Regions from separate parts of the Homo sapiens genome. Here region 2 is linked to region 1. A link is a loop called in an ENCODE intact Hi-C map of the cell type or tissue named here. Cell type or tissue: endothelial cell of umbilical vein. All regions are shown on one strand. Each heading gives the region's core, and the rest is flanking DNA. Links, peaks and the distances in the headings are about the cores only.

Region 1 (8,344 bases), core at 156-8,155:
TCTCATCGTTGGCTAAGTTGATAACACAAGATGGGCTGGATTCGGTGGCTCACGCCTGTAATCCCAGCACTCTGGGAGGCTGAGGTGGGTGGATCACTTGATGCCAGGAGTTTGAGACCAGCCTGGCTGACATGGCAAGACCCCATCTCTACTAAAAATACAAAAATTAGCCAGGCCTGGTGGTGCACGCCTGTAATCCCAGCTACTCAGAAGGCTGAAGCACGGGAGTTATTTGAATCCGAGAGGTGGAGATTGCAATGAGCTGAGATTGCACCACTGCACTCCAGCCTGGGCAACAAAATGAGACTCCATCTTACAAAAAAGAAAAGAAAAAACCAGCAGACCCTGGCCAGGTGTGGTAGCTTATGACTATATAATTCCAGCATTTTGCGATGCCAAGGTAGGAGGATTGCTTTAGGCCAGTAGTTTGAGACCAGCCTGAACAACATAGTGAGACCCTGTCTCTACAAAAAAAGAAAAGAAAACCGGCAGATCCCTACCATACCCTTTGGCAGCCCTCAGTTCTTTCTCAGAATGAATAACTTTTAATTGGTTTAGCTATTGTTTTGGTATTTGCTTCCATTTGATAATATAGTGTTAAATCTTGATTGCTCACTTTCAGATATCTCATCACTTCTGCTTATAAAATAGATGGAATTCACTCTGTTGCCTTGCCACTTACTCCAAACAATTTCTTCGAATATTGATATATCACAAATTTAGTTAAATTTATAATTAATGTGTGAATAATTACGTAAGAGGGTATATGGTGTGTGAGATATTTTCTGACAATATTTGTCTTTTTTTTTTTACATACATGTATATATATTTTTTTCTTTTTTCCCCACTCATTCTGTCATTCAGGCTGGAGTGCAGTGGTGTGGGATTCCAGCTCACTGCAACCTCTGCTTACTGCAACCTCCACCTCCCGCACACCTATAACCATGATTCTGCTGCCTCAGCCTCCTAGGTATCTGGGATTACAGGTGTGCACCAACATACCTAGCTAATTTTTATATTTTTAGTAGAGACAGGGTTTCCCCATGTTGGCCAGGCTTGTCTTGAACTCCTGAACTCAAGTGATCTGCCCACCTCAGCCTCCCAAAGTGCTGGGATTACAGGTGTGAGCCACCATGCCCAGCCCACTTACATAATTTTCTATAAACTTGATGCAGTTTTTTTTTTTTTCCAAATTGCTCCAACAACTCCACTGTTAACTTAAAAAAAAAGTAATTTATCCATTCTTTATTTCTGTGGTGATTCCTCTTTGGGGCCCTTTTTATTTTCTGCTCCCACTTGTATTGGTTGTAGATGTCATCTTGAATTTTCCCTCACCAGTGTTTTTTCCTGGACCTGCTATTTCCTGGAGTCTTTTTTCTACCCATTATGTTAAACATTCCATGGGTTCCATCAGATTGGAAAGTATTTTCTTTTGATCTTGGAAATTTTCTTGTGTTATCCTTCCTATATTATAGTTTCTTTAAATGACTTATCACTGTCTTTTAATTCTGTTTTCTGTGAAATTTCCTCATTTATTTTCCTGCCAAACCTATTTTTTTAATTTTAGCTTTTCTATTTTTAATATCCAAAATAATCTCACTTTTGATTCCTCTTGCAAAACACCATACTCTTTTAGAACATTCTCGTCTTACTTTTCTGAGGATACTAACAATGGTTTGTTGTTACGTTGTACTTAAGTTTTCTTCTTTTCTCTGTATTATCTGTTTATGGGTTTTCTTTTTGTCTTTATTCAAACATAAAGTGATTCTTAGCTGTTTTGATCTGAGGATAACATTTTGTAAATGGGATCAGGGGCTTGTCTCTTGGCATACTTCACTTTGGAAGGATTAGATAGAAAAATGAGAAATTTAGCTGTGTCATTTGGGGATGCCCAAATGTCAGTATGTGAAGATCTTTTTCTCTTCAGCTACTGAGTTCATCAAGAGCAGGGCTTGGGGGAGGTGGGAAGTAGTATGCTTACTTCCCATCAGTAAGGAAATAATGACTCCTTATTTCTTAGCAGACTTTTCACTAATCTCACATTTTCAAATGTGTTTCTCGTGCTAGTCCTTAACTATCTCAGATATTCAAGAATCCTTTGATATTACCCGGAGACTAAGCCTCAGCACTCCTGTCTGAGCACATGCCTGCCTGGATGCAGGCGGTGTTGAAGGACTTGCCGAGCCTGACAGGCTTGTAAACAATCTGTTTCCAGTCACTTGCATCCACTTCCAAATGTCTTTAAAATCTCATACTCTTCTGTTTCCTCTGCTGTTCTTTTTTTTTTTTTTTTTTGCCGTTGGGTGCTTACACTTTTTAAGTATTATTTTACTGTCATTTCAGTGGAGCCTTGGGAAGACTAGATAAACACATATAATCGGTCTGTCTCTTTAAATGGAAATTCTCCCTTGCCTTTTTTTTTTACCCCCACAACCCATATTTGATTTTAAATGAGACAGAATTTTATAATAGCAGCTGTGCAAACAACATGTGAGAGTTAAGTGCCTGTGAATTTTATCAAATGCTTATGAGCATTTGATAATTTAGACAGTAACTGTTTTTCTTAAGAAAACCACCGTAATAATAGGGCCATTTTAATCAGCACAGTGGCTAATTGTAAATAAATCTAATTTAATAAGCTAATTTGTACCTAAGCCTTAGGGCTTTCTCTTTCTTCATTATATGAGGAACTCACTAGATACCTTGGAGTCAAGCCTGTCTTTTATCTACACTATCTTGATGCCATCTGTATTGTGTTGAGATTAGCTGAGTGGTTTCGACTTGCAAATTTTACAGTACCACATGAATAAACGTTGGCCAGATACTAGTTATGAATTGTCATTTCTTGGATAGTATGAACTCCATAACAAGCATATGATATATTTCCTTCCCTAGGGTAATTTCTTTTTACTGGGAAGCTTCTTTTCTTTTGAAATTACTCAACTTACACAAATATCTGTTTCTGCGAGAAACAGAATCATTATATTAAACTACAAAATTTAACCTTTCCATTTTCAGTGTGTATCTTTTGGGTTTTCTATAAGCAATGCCAAACATATACACTATTCTTTTTTTCTAAGTAAAGACTTAAACCCAAAGCAAAATTAAAGGTTTGATGTCTACGTATTTGCCCAAGGTACCAATCAATCAGCAGCACAAAGCCTCCACTGGAATAAATTGGAAATCTGGTGGCAGGAAACCCAGGTTTCCACAGATGACTTCATACATTTTGGCAGTGTTCCAATTGGACTGCTCTCATCCAGATCCATGTGACAGGAAGAACCTTATTTGTATCTATAACCACCCATGACCTCTGAGATTGTAGGTCCTGATATAACTAGATGATCTTTTCTTTACTGGGTACACGTATGCATCTTTATTTTCCTTATATGGCTTTTGACTCTGTGAGATAGTATTAACTAGTGGGTGAGGTTGTGCAAGCTTGGAAAGGGAAGCCATGACTGAGCAAATTATTCCATATAAGAACAACTCATCTTGAAACATGATTGTGTGCACATGTGTGCGTGCATATGTACATTTGTTAAAATCTTCCATCTACTGTCATGTTTTAGGCTATTCTCTTTATCCTTGAGGACTTATTCTTTTAAAAAAATTGTCATTTTAGTGGGATATTAGGAGGAGAAGTAGGTACACTCATCTTTAACTGAAATGATCTGTCATCTTTATCTGAAAGGTCTCCTCTGACTTTCTTTTCCCATGCTTAATTTTTTCCCATGCTTGATTTTGAAGTCAACAGAATTTCTTTATAACAGCTTTATTGGTATATAAATTACCCACCATAAATTGACCTTCTTAAAGTGTACAATTCAGTGGTTTTTGATCTATTCACAAAGTGCAACCATCACCATTATCTAACTTTCAAACATTTTTATGACCCCAGAAAGAAACCGTATGCCCATTAGCAGTCACTCCCCATTCCTCCCTCCTCCCACCACCCACATCCTTAGGCAAAGACCAGTCTACTTTCTTTCTATAAACATTTGCTTCTATGGACATTTCATAAATGGAATCACACAGTATGTGGTACTTTGTGACTGGCTTCTTTGATCTAGCATAATGTTTCAAGCTTTATCTGTGGTGTCACATATATCAGTACTGCATTCCTATGGCTGGTTAATATTCTATAGTATGAATATACGATATTTTACTTATCCATTCATGTTGATGGAAATTTGGGTTATTTCCATTTTTTGGCTGTTATGAACATTTATGTACAAGTTTTTGTGTGGATATATGCTTTCATTTCTCTTGAGTATCTACCTGTAATTGCTATGTTATATTGTAACTTTATTTTGAGTAACTATTTTCTAACATAGTTTTAGAAAGATTATAGGCTTGAAGAGGAAAAGCAGGATACCCAGCAGCTCCAAGGCCAAGAAGAGGCCCATTGGGGATATTATGGAATTAATTGTGAGCTGGGTGAAATCCTCAGTAAGTTCTTTGTTTTTTTAGTAATGCTTTTATGTTGGAAGAAGAAAAGACATAGTCAACAAGTGAGTTATTTAAAAAGTATACAACTTGTATTAACAGAAAATCAATCTACATAAAAAATATTAAAAATTTGGTTAAAGAATATCAGTTGAAGGGATAGCCAGATGATTAGCTTGCTAGCCACTTAGAGCTCTGCCCTAACTCTGTCAAGCCGTGTTTTGAACACCTGCTTTACTGAACCCATGGAAATAATCAACCTTTTACAATGAGTCCATAAACAATTTGAGGCCCTTAGGGGAGAAAGGAGGGGTAAGAGGACATACAAATAGGCTTAAGTAACTCTGGGCTTGGTTTAACTCATATGGCACCAAATCCACTTACAGGCCACTTATAGCTGAGCATTTAACCAGTAGTGCCTAGAAAAAAACCAACTGGTGGTAGTATGATTTCATCTGAAACTATATATTTACTGTACTTGGCCCATTTAATGTAGTGCTAGATTGATGGAGAAAGCCTAGTTTTATTAGCTGAGATACTGCCAATATTGTTTCAGATTAGCATTTTACATTGTGTGAGGCTCTCTGTCCTATATGCTGTTTGTTTTTTCCAGTCTCCTCGGTACATAAATTCTCATACAAATAAGTTCTTCAGCTGCTAAATGCTTGTGTCTAACCTTTATTGTAGATATGAGGTTCCAGCTTTATAATTTAGACTATTTTATATTTTTATGTACACCACCTGTCCCGACTGACAAGCATTCAGTACCCAATAAATACTCACAAAATAAATATGCTGAGATACTATTTAGGCATTATCAGGAGTTTGTTTTGGTTATAGGACTAAAGTGTAAAATATCACCTAATTCTTTGTTCTTCCTGCAGGCCTTTGCTCTTGGACATACAGGTTCTCTCTGGGAACAGGAGGATCACTGTAAATATTGACTAATTTGGCAATAAACATACCTCTGCATTTTGCAGAATCTAATCAGAATGATAAGATTCGTAGTTTCACTAATAACCTCTAAGAATAGAGGGTAATTTATTAATTTTTATTAGTCACTTTATCAGTCTGCCCTTTGAGAAATTTACGTGAGGCCTCTGAGAACCATATCATGGTCATGAGGTTGTAAGAGATTTGTAAGAAACATAATCCCTCCTTTTGCATAGGAAAATGAAATTCTGTTGCCTATATAAGCTTCTCATCACTCCAAAGAAGTGATTCCAGTCTTGGGGAATGAAATGCGGAGGTAAAACCCAGTCTGATTCTGTACAGCTGGCATTTCATAATTATTTTTCTCATTCTTCTGTAAATACATATTTAGAAAGAAATATAATTCATGTTTTGTTTATTCTTATGTAGTTTATATTTTGTGCCCATGCAGCCTTATAGGTTTCTATTAAAATTTTATTTCTCCACAAGCCCTGAGAATTTACGAAGCTATAGTTTCTCACAAATTAATTAAGATTCCCACCTCTCCACTACACAACAGATTTGTTTATTGATTGATTAATTCAGGAAACATTTCTTAAATATTTACATACATGAGACATGGTGTTAGCTGCTCTGTAATAATGATAACAATAATAGCTAACTTTGTAAGAGTATGCTGATCAAATTGTATGTTATGAGGTCCTGGGCACTTGGATTTAAATTGTAGCTCAGCTATTTGGTACCTGGGTGAATGTGGACAGGCTAATCAATCTCTCTATTTCAGTCTAGTCATCTCCAAATGGGGAACTACTAGATTCCTATTGCTACCATAACAGATTACCATGAACTTAGTGACTTAATGCATTGCAAATTTATTATCTCACTGTACTGTGGGTGAGAAGTGTGTGGGCTCAACTGGTTCCTCTACTCTAAATCTCACAAGGCCAAAATCAAGGTGACAGTCTAGGCTCCTGTATGACTGTTCTGGGTGTTCTAGGGGGAATCTACTCCCAGACTCATTCATAGTGTTGGCAGAATTCACTTCCATGCAGTTGTAAGGCTGAAGTCTCTATTTCTTTGCTGGTTTCTCAGTTTCTAGAGGCTGCCCGTGTTGTCGAGTTTATAACCTCTCTTAATCTGCAAAGTTGGCAACAGCTCATTATACTATTAATATCTAATAGATTAGCAAGTTTTCATAAAACATTTTGTGAGGTTTAATGAGGCAGAGGGAGGGGGGAAGCTACTTTGACAAATCTGGCACCATGAGGCTAAGTATTTTGGTTGTCTTAATGGTTGACCTTCTCATGGCTCTGAGATATATCATGATAGAGATTAGCGTTTTGTCAGTTAGTTTATATTATTCTTTCCTTGAGGCTAAGATTATGAGTACAGTATAACTTCATGGTCATTGAAAAGTCCAGGCATGTGACAAACACTAGGATACATGTCAAGATTAGAGTTAGGTGCCATTCTGTGATATATCTTGTGATACAGGTATAGCATTGCTGATTATAATTATAATTTTTTTTTTTTTAGTGAGAGCAAATATTTGTCACATGGTTCAATGCTTGCTGCTTAACCTGGAACAAAAGTATTTATGGTACAGTTTTCGAGTGCTGAGTAGATTTGTCTGTATGCTATGTATACTGTGCTAGTTGAATGTTTGAATTTTAGCTTGAGAAATGGGTCAAATGAAGCCAACAACAAATGAGAACTTTCAAGAAAACTTGAATAATTTGAAGTAGCACTTTTCACTAATGGAGAGAGATAGTTTTTGTCCTAAGATTGATGTCAAAGAAAATGATGACTATTTTAATTGTGAACCATTATTTCCATCTGCAAAGTTTTCTTAGAATTTTTGGACTTACGAATTATAACATATGATCCTAGTTTTTATTCCAGTTTAACAAGTTTAAAGCAGTTAACATATGTTAATACATCTGCAGAGGTGCATTTCACTTCTGTTTCTGAGGCCCTTTTATGGAATTTTATTGCTGAGTGTCCTTTCCCTGTGACCACTAAAGGAGCTTTTTCTTCTATTTAGATACTATCTGTAATCTGATTCCTACCTAACAGTAATATTCCATCCAACTCAGCAAATTCTATAAATGGACTAAATTATTCCACATTTCTTTAAAATATATTTGAAATATAGATGTACTGTATTCCTATGCTAGTTTGTCTTACTGTGTGTCTTAAAAATGCGTATCATTCTTTAAAACAATGTCTTGAGCGCTTTTAATATGCAAGGCACGGAGGGTGTTTAAAAGATGGTTGAAACTCAACCACCAACTCTAAAAGAGCTTATATTTGCCAGTTTATAGATTTTTTTTTTTACTTTGGCTGGAGACATCAACTACATTTCAAGGAGACCTTCCTGGCAATCTTATTTATAATCTCTATCACTAGCCTTCACCCTGGTCCAAGTACTCCGAATTCCCCTAGCCCTGTTACTATATTTATTGCCTAATGTCTCACCTGCTAGATGGTAGGCTCCATGAGGGTAGGCATTTTCTGTTTATTTTGTTTATGGATTTATCTCAAATGCTTAGAATGGTGCCTGGAACAGAGTAGTCACTCAATAAATGTTTTCGGAATGATTAAATGAATAAAACAACTTCCAACACAAGACAAATTTAAACTGCATTCTGAATCCGCCCCCACGTCTAACCATCCCGTCAGCATCAGCCTGATCCAGGCCCCAGGCCCTTTCCTTCTAGATGGTTACAGTAACCTCTTAAGTAATCTTGCTGCTTTCAACTGTGCCCCTACAGTCTAGACTCAGCAGAGCAGCCGGAGTGGTCCTCCAGGCAGATCATGTCTCCCCACAGCTCAAAACCCTCACACAGTAAACAAAACAAAACAAGAAAAGACCATAGCTTTTAGTCAGATTTAATCAGACAGTAATGATCTGTCCTTTCCCTCTCTGCATTGTCTCCCCACTTCATCTCCTGCTACTCAC
Region 2 (8,344 bases), core at 146-8,145, 130 kb after region 1:
GTATTTTATTTCTCTTTCACTTGTGAAGCTTAGTTTGGCTGGATATGAAATTCTGGGTTGAAAATTCTTTTCGTTAAGAATGTTGAATATTGGCCCCCACTCTCTTCTGGCTTGTAGAGTTTCTGCCGAGAGATCCGCTGTTAGTCTGATGGGCTTCCCTTTGTGGGTAACCCGACCTTTCTCTCTGGCTGCCCTTAACATTTTTTCATTCATTTCAACCTTGGTGAATCTGACAATTATGTGTCTTGGGGTTGCTTTTCTTGAGGAGTATCTTTGTGGTATTCTCTGTATTTCCTGAATTTGAATGTTGGCCTGCCTTGCTAAGTTGGGGAATTCTCCTGGATAATATCCTGCAGAGTGTTTTCCAACTTGGTTCCATTCTCCCCATCACTTTCAGATACACCAATCAAACGTAGATTTGGTCTTTTCACATAGTCTCATATTTCTTGGATGCTTTGTTTGTTTCTTTTTACTCTTTTTTCTCTAAACTTCTCTTCTCGCTTCATTTCATTCATTTGATCTTCCATCACTGATACCCTTTCTTCCAGTTGATCGAATCGGCTACTGAAGCTTGTGCATGCATCACATAGTTCTTGTGCCATGGTTTTCAGCTCCATCAGGTCCTTTAAGGTCTTCTCTACACTGTGTATTCTAGTTAGCCATTCATCTCATCTGTATTCAAGGTTTTTAGCTTCCTTACGATGGCTTCAAACATCCTCCTTTAGCTCGAAGAAGTTTGTTATTACTGACCTTCTGAAGCCTACTTCTGTCAATTCATCAAAGTCATTCTCCATCCAGCTTTGTTTCTTTGCTGCCAAGGAGCTGTGATCTTTTGGAGAAGAGGCACTCTGGTTTTTAGAATGTCCAGCTTTTCTGCTCTGTTTTCTCCCCATCTTTGTGGTTTTATCTACCTTTGGTCTTTAATGATGGTGACCTGTAAATGGGGTTTTGGTGTGGATGTCCTTATTGTTGATGTTGATGCTATTCCTTTCTGTTTGTTAGTTTTCCTTCTAACAGTCAGGTCCCTCAGCTGCAGGTCTGTTGGAGTTTGCTGGAGGTCCACTCCAGACCTGTTTGCCTAGGTATCACCAGCAAAGGCTGCAGAACAGCAAATATTGCAGAACAGCAAATGTTGCTGCCTGATCCTTCCTCTGGAAGCTTCATCTCAGAGGGGCACCTGGCTGGTATGAGGTGTCAGTTGCCCCCTACTGGGAGGTGTCTCCCAGTTAGGCTACACAGAGTTCTGGGACCCACTTGAGGAGGCAGTCTGTCTGCTCTCAGAGCTCAAACACCGTGCTGGAAGAATCACTGCTGTCTTCAGAGCTGTCAGACAGGGACGTTTAAGTCTGCAGAAGTTTCTGCTGCCTTTTGTTCAGCTGTGTCCTGCTCCCAGAGGTAGAGTCTGCAGAGGCAGGCTGCGGTAGGCTCCAACCAGTTCGAGCTTCCTGGCCGCTTTGTTTACCTACTCAAGCCTCAGTGATGGCAGATGCCCCTCCCCCAGCCAGGCTTTCACCTTGCAGTTCAATCTCAGACACTGCACTAGCAATGAGCAAGGCTCTGTGGGCGCGGGACCCCCCCCAAGCCAGGCGCGGGGTATAATCTCCTGGTGTGCCATTTGCTAAGACTGTTGGAAAATTGCAGTATTAGGGCAGGAGTGACCCAATTTTCCAGGTACAGTCTGTCACAGCTTTTCTTGGATAGGAAAGGGAAATCCCCTGACCCCTTGCACTTCCCGGGTGAGGCGATGCCCTGCCCTGCTTCAGCTCGCCCTCCGTGGGCTGCACCCACTGTCCAACCAGTCCCAGTGAGATGAACCAGGTACCTCAGTTGGAAATGCAGAAATCACCCATCTTCTGCATCGATCACGCTGGGAGCTGCAGACCGGAGCTGTTCCTATTCAGCCATCTTGTTTTCACTCTTAGAATGCCCATTGCTGTTCATTTTTTTTTTTTTTACAACAGAAATGTTTAGTTACTTTAAGGAAAAAGGAAGCACAGAGAAATAATGTGCTTTAGATCAAAGGCTCAGAGTAGTAACAAGTTGAATTTAAATTGTCAAAGTCTCAGTTTAGAATTAATCTTGGATTTTGAAAGCTGACATAATTAGAGAGAATATAAATTATATAAATTATGAGTATTTTGTGATTGGTCCTATTTCATCTGGGCACATATTGATTTTGCTTGCATGTTCTGAATAATTCACCATGTTAGTCCTTTCGTCTTTTCATGCAGTCATGTCTGTTTTGATGATCTCTTTGTCATATCAGGCATTTAGCCTGAATTATTTTTTTCAGAATACATAATTGTCTATCACATGCCAGGTATTGAACTAGAATCCAAGAATTCAGATATTGAAGTTGATAGTTGATAGTTGAAGTTGATACATGGAATCTTCAGACTAGCAAGCAATATAAACTAACATTCAAGTGTTTAGTTAGTAATTGTGTAAATTGCTTAGAAGGAAAATAAAGTGCCCTGAGAGTATATAACAAGGGTGCCTGATTTAAGCTGATACATCAGGGAAGACCTCTTGAAGGAATCTACCTTTCTTTTGAGACCAAAGCACATGAGAGTAGTGAGGAATGGTAATATGCACATTTCCGATATTGTCACAGCATGTGATAAGGCCCTGGGGCTGGATAACTGAAGGGAGGCCACTGCAGGAGGCTGAAGCCCAGTGAAAGAAGCAGAAGTACCTGCCTCCACAAAGGCTGGAGAAAGCCTGCCAAGAGTTTGAGAACATCTCCAAAATGAAATGAAAAACCATTGACAAGTTTTAAACAGGGACAACTGTAATTAAATTTCTGCTTAAAAATATAAATCTGGCTTCTGTATGGTGAATATAATCAGAAGAAGGCAAAAGTGGAAGTGAGAAAACCAATTAGGAAGCAATTAGAGTTGTCCAGGCAATGATATATGAAAGGCTGGAATGGATGAAGACAAAGTAGACTTATTTGAGATAAAGATGACTCTCAGGTTCCTGGTATGGGTAACTAGCTGATTGGAGACCATATAGTCTAATGGTTTGAGTCCTAGCCCTGCTGTGTGCTCCATAACTTCTTTGTGCTTTAGTTTTACCATCTTCCAAATGAAGATGCTGATTGAAGATCATGATTGAATATACATTTGGAACTCAGAAGAGATGTCTGGACAAAGATAAAAATTAAGAATTATTGGTGTATGGATGGAATTTGGTGCATAAATGAGGGAGCATAATCATCTCTGTAGTATAATTAACAAACTAAGGAGGAAGGTGATTACTGCTATGCCTGAGTTGACGTCATAGAGAGATTATATATGTATTGACTAGCCAATATAGAGCTTAAGTGTTGTAAAAGAGTACAAAGGGAGGGAGGCATGTGAGAGAAAGTGCATGTTTATAGACATGTATAAATCTTGGTTTACAGGGTGCGGTGTGTCTAGGAAAACAGCAGGCAATGAACCTGCGGAAATAGTCTGGGGCCATTAATGTGAGACCAAAGAGTATGGATTATAGACTATAGGAGGTGAAAAGCCACTGAACAGTTTTAATCTGGAGATAAGATCAGATCACCCCTGGCAAGAGGGAGAGTGGATTGAAAGGGAGACTAGTTAGGAAGCTATAATCCAAATGAGAAGTGGGAAGGGCCCAAACTAAAGTGATAGGTAGGGAAGGAAAGTAAACAGATAAAAGCTGGACTTGGTAAGTGGCAAGGAAACATAGAGGGATGACTTCCAGATCCAAGTGGGTGGATGGTTCGTGCCTTCATCAAGGAGAGAACCAAAGGAAAAGGCACTTACTCGATGACTGGGAAGAGGATAAGTTTTTGGGGGCATGGAGTCTGTGAGATTTTAAGATAATGTTGGGGCCTCCGCTCATGAAGTGCTAAGACCAGCATGAAAAATTTTTGTTTGGGTATTCATTATAGAGTTTGACAAGGCAGATAAAGCACAGCAGCATATTTATTGATTAGAAATTAGCAAAAATGAAAAACTGCCTGCAGATCATCTTTTTTTTCAAGATCAGAAAACAGAGGCAAGTTTAGTATTGATATTTTAACATCCTTGGCAAAATCAATCTTAACTTCTCTGTTTGGAAACTTTAGAAGTGAGTTTCAGTACAATAAAATGTAATTATTTTCCTTGAAGTTTCAAAAAGCATTTATAGTTTTTAATAACATTTCCATTGCGTGTTGCCCTTTGAGCCACCACTTTTCTTTTCAATTAACTGTTGTTGTTAGTTTTTCTCCCCCTACATACCCATATCCTAAAGTTGGTATCTACCATTTCCCTAAATGTTTTTATATTTCTATCACATGTGCACATATCCCTGAAATTATATATAAATTTGTTGAAGTATCATGCTGTACATATCCTTCTCCAACTTGCTTCATTCACCTCAGTGTTTTTTTAAGATAGATCTATGTTGAAACATGCAAAATATAGTACAGTAGTCCTCATTATTTGTGTCTTCTATATTTGTGAATTTGCCTACGCGCTCAAATGTACTGGTAACCCCAAAGTCAATACTTAACAGTCCTTTTGCAGTCATTTGTGAACATGCCAGGAGGCAAAAAATACACGTAATGAGAAATGCATATTCTCAGCCAAGGTCAAATAAGGTGATGACCCTCCTTCTTGACAGCTGTCATCCTGTAAACAGGTGTCCTTTTCGTGTTCTATTTAGTCATGTTTTTTTACATGTTGTGCTTTCTGTTCATAATTTCCCTCTTTAAAATGGTTCCCAAGTGTATGCTGAAGGGCTGTCTAATGTTTCTAAAGCACAAGAAGGCTGTGATGTGACTTCCGGAGGATAAGTGGAGGACAGGTGTTTAAGATAAGCTTTGTTCAGGCATGAGTTACAGCACTGTTAGTTGTGAGTTTGGTGTTAATAAACCAACAAGTATATTAAATAAGGTGTATTTAAACACAGAAAGACACACAAAACAACATTATGTCTTGATCATTTGAGAAAAATGTGACCAGAGGCTCACAGGAACCTGTATTTCCTCTAGGGGCAATGATTCGGTATTTACTAATTCAGTGTTCATGGCAACTTTATAGAACATAACTACCACACATAATGAGAATCTACTGTATATTTACCTAACTGCTTTATGATATTATCTTCTATGACTATGCCACATGTATGTACCCTTTGCCCATATTTAGATTATGTTCAATTTTTAATTTAAAAAGTTTAAAAAATTATATTAACATTTCATCAGGGTATGTAGGTAGGAGTGAAATATTAAAGTCTCCACACATTTTCAGGAAGAGTGTATGTCGCCATATTTCTCTCTAAAACATTCTATTTAATGGTATTTTCACTAATAAAGTATAGAGGTTCCAACTGCTCTACAAACTATCAAGCATAGGGCACTATCAACCTTAAATATTTACCTACATGATAGATGTGGATTGGTATTTCCTTGATTGGAATATAAAATGTTCCTGATTTCCATTGGAATTGAGGATTTTTTTTTGTATTCTGGACTGTGCATATTTGAAAAGTTAATTATGTAGATACAGTTGGGTCAGATCTAATAATTTAAAATAAATAGCAAATTTTATGTGCAAGGTTGGCCCTTTGATGATTGCAAAAATAGAAGCAAAAGTGCCGGGCACAGTCACTCACGCCTATAATCCCAGAACTTTGGGAGGTCAAGGCAGGCTGAACTTGAGGTCAGGAGTTCTAGACCAGCCTGGCCAACATGGCAAAACCCTGTCTCTACTAAAAATACAAAAATTAGGCCGGGCGCAGTGCCTCACGCCTGTAATCCCAGCACTTTGGGAGGCTGAGATGGGGAGATCACAAGGTCAGGAGTTCAAGACCAGCCTGGCCAAAGTGGCAAAACCGCGTCTCTACTAAAAATACAAAAATTAGCTGGGCCATGGTGGCAGGCGCCTGTAATCCCAGCTACTCGGGAGGCTGAGGCAGGAGAACGCTTGAACCCAGGTGGCAGAGGTTTCAGTAAGCCAAGATCATGCCATTACACTCCAGCCAGGGGGATAAGAGCAAGATTCCATCTCAAAAAATGTATATATATATACAAAAATTAGTGGAACATGGTGGCTCGTGCCTGTAATCCCAGCTACTTGGGAGGCTGAGGCATGAAAATCGCTTGAACCCAGGAGGCAGACTGTGCCACTGCACTCCAGCCTAGGCAACAGAGTGAGACTCTGTCTCAAAAAAAAAAAAAAAAAAAAAAAAAAAAAGAGAGAGACAAAGGAAAAAGTTGAAAGAAATGAATGATGTTAGAATTTGGGTGAGCACAAAGTGGCCCACAGGCCAAATCCCGCGTACCATCTATTTTTGTCAGTAGTTTTGTAGGAACACAGCCGTGCCCATTTGTTTATATATTGTCTGTGGCTGCTTTCATGCTGTCCACGGCAGAGCTGAGTAGTTGCAAAAGTGACTGTGTAATCCATGAACCCTAAATATTTACTATCTGGCCCTTTACGGAAAAAGTTTGCCAGCTCCTAATGTAGGAGCATAATTGCTGTAGATTGATGTAAACATCTGAGTTTTTATCATCACTATTCAATATCATGATTTGCTGTTACCGTTACTAGGCACTAAAACTCAGAACTTACATGGTTGAAATTATTTTGTATTCTTTTGGGCCTATTTTACAACTATATTGTCATTTTAAAACTTACGTATTAGCTATAAGGTATAAACTATTTACTGTCTGCAAGCAGATGAATTTATTTTACTTCAAAATTATATTCCTGATTGTTTAATATTTTGCTTTTTTAAATAATTGTGCCTAACTGACCAACACTATGCTTAAAATTCCTTTAATTAAGAAATCACACTGGTTCTTCCTTTACATTTCCATCTAATGAGTCACTTTTAGAGTGAATCATTTCTCAATATGGCTTTTCCTGAGATATAGGCTAAGGCAAAAATAATAACAGACAATGTAAATAGGAAAAATAAATTTTCAAAAATTTACTACAATTTTTATCAGTGTTTCTTCTGCTTTTATTTTGTTTTTGACTCATATTTGCTTAATCCATGTAAATATGTCCCAAGGAATCCAATTACATTTTTTCGCAGATACTTTCTTTTTCCTCTTGGAGTGGCTGTAGGTGAAAATTTTTCCTGATATTTTTCACAAGTTGTTGATTACTCCTTTGAAATACCCTGTGATGCTCTGTAGTCACTTAATAGCTAGATATATTTGGGAGAATATACTATGCATAGGTTTTATGCCTGGAGACTTAGTAGTTACCACCTTTCCATTTAACTACTTACACTTACGAATGACAGAGAAAGGGACATTTTGTTTGTTTGTTTTTAAGAAAAGCTCTATTAAAAATAGCACATGCTTATAAAGCAGAGCACAAAAACATAGGTAACTCCTTTTTAAAAGATCACAAATGGCCGGGCATGGTGGCTCATGCCTGTAATCCCAGCACTTTGGGAGGCTGAGGCAGGCAGATCATGAGGTCAGGAGATGGAGACCATCCTGGCAAACATGGTGAAACCCCGTCTCTACTAAAATACAAAAAATTAGCCGGGTGTGGTGGCGCGTGCCTGTAGTCCCAGCTACTCGGGAGGCTGAGGCAGGAGAATAGCTTGAACCTGGGAGGTGGAGCTTGCAGTAAGCTGATATCGTGCCACTGCACTCCAGCCTGGTGACAGAGCAAGACTCTGTCTCAAAAATAAATAAATAAATAAGATCACAAACACAATGAAATGCTAGCAATCATCTTGATTTAATAACTCTGAAAGAAAGGTTTTATTTAGAGAAGGGTTAAAGAAATTTATTTGAAGTTCCACCAACATCCACATCTACCTATCAAACACTAATCTTGTAAATGACTCTTTGGAATCTTTCCTGGCATCCTTCTCCCTGACTGGAAAGGATCACTTCTATTGTGTCCCACATCAATATAGCATTCCTTTGACTACTTCTCTTTTTACCTTTCAGTAGAGTATAAACTCTTTCAGAATAAGGTTGTAAGGTGTCACATATCTAGATTCTAATATATTGCCTGACAGTTTGTTGAATGAATGAATGATTTATTCTTTCTCTCGAATTCTATTATCGCAATATATTCCGATTTTTTTGTTTACTTCTTGATCTTAAAGACAACCCTGTTTGATTATCTTCTTCAGATTTACAGTTTGGATTCTGAGAACATCATGAAAGTTTGAATTTGAACTTGTTTGTTTTCTGCTTCATGTGAAATCCTTTAAGTGGAAACTTACCCTGATGACTCTATCCAGGCCTTTATTTATTCATCTTGTTATCAGGAAGCTCACATCCCTTTATCCCATTAAAAGAAAAAAAAACATAAACAAAACTCTTTTTCTTTCTACATCCTCCCAACACTTCTGACATCAAATGTGT

Evidence for each region. A loop is a pair of places that touch in the nucleus more often than their neighbours do. Peaks named below come from ENCODE experiments on the same cell type or tissue, not always from the same donor. Only the 100,000 strongest peaks of a DNase experiment are listed, where the experiment ranks them.
Region 2: it touches region 1 in a loop (2.5-fold over the local background); 2 of 110 quality-filtered maps call a loop at or near these places.

What each region holds. Positions count from the first base shown.
Region 1 is chr4:88,996,128-89,004,471 of GRCh38, reverse strand. All of the region lies in intron 3 of FAM13A (family with sequence similarity 13 member A), which reads left to right. Among named protein-coding and RNA genes, the nearest start is that of FAM13A, 57 kb to the left of the region's middle. In endothelial cell of umbilical vein, for the core only: no CTCF peak of the experiment used is centred there; a DNase peak (open chromatin) is centred at 3,311.
Region 2 is chr4:88,863,732-88,872,075 of GRCh38, reverse strand. The region is part of intron 6 of FAM13A (family with sequence similarity 13 member A); the gene reads left to right. It overlaps LOC124900732 (a long non-coding RNA gene), which reads left to right and starts at 7,600. Exons shown (of 2, transcript XR_007058189.1): 1 at 7,600-8,344. In endothelial cell of umbilical vein, for the core only: no CTCF peak of the experiment used is centred there; DNase peaks (open chromatin) are centred at 4,915 and 6,825; H3K27ac peaks cover 3,191 bases.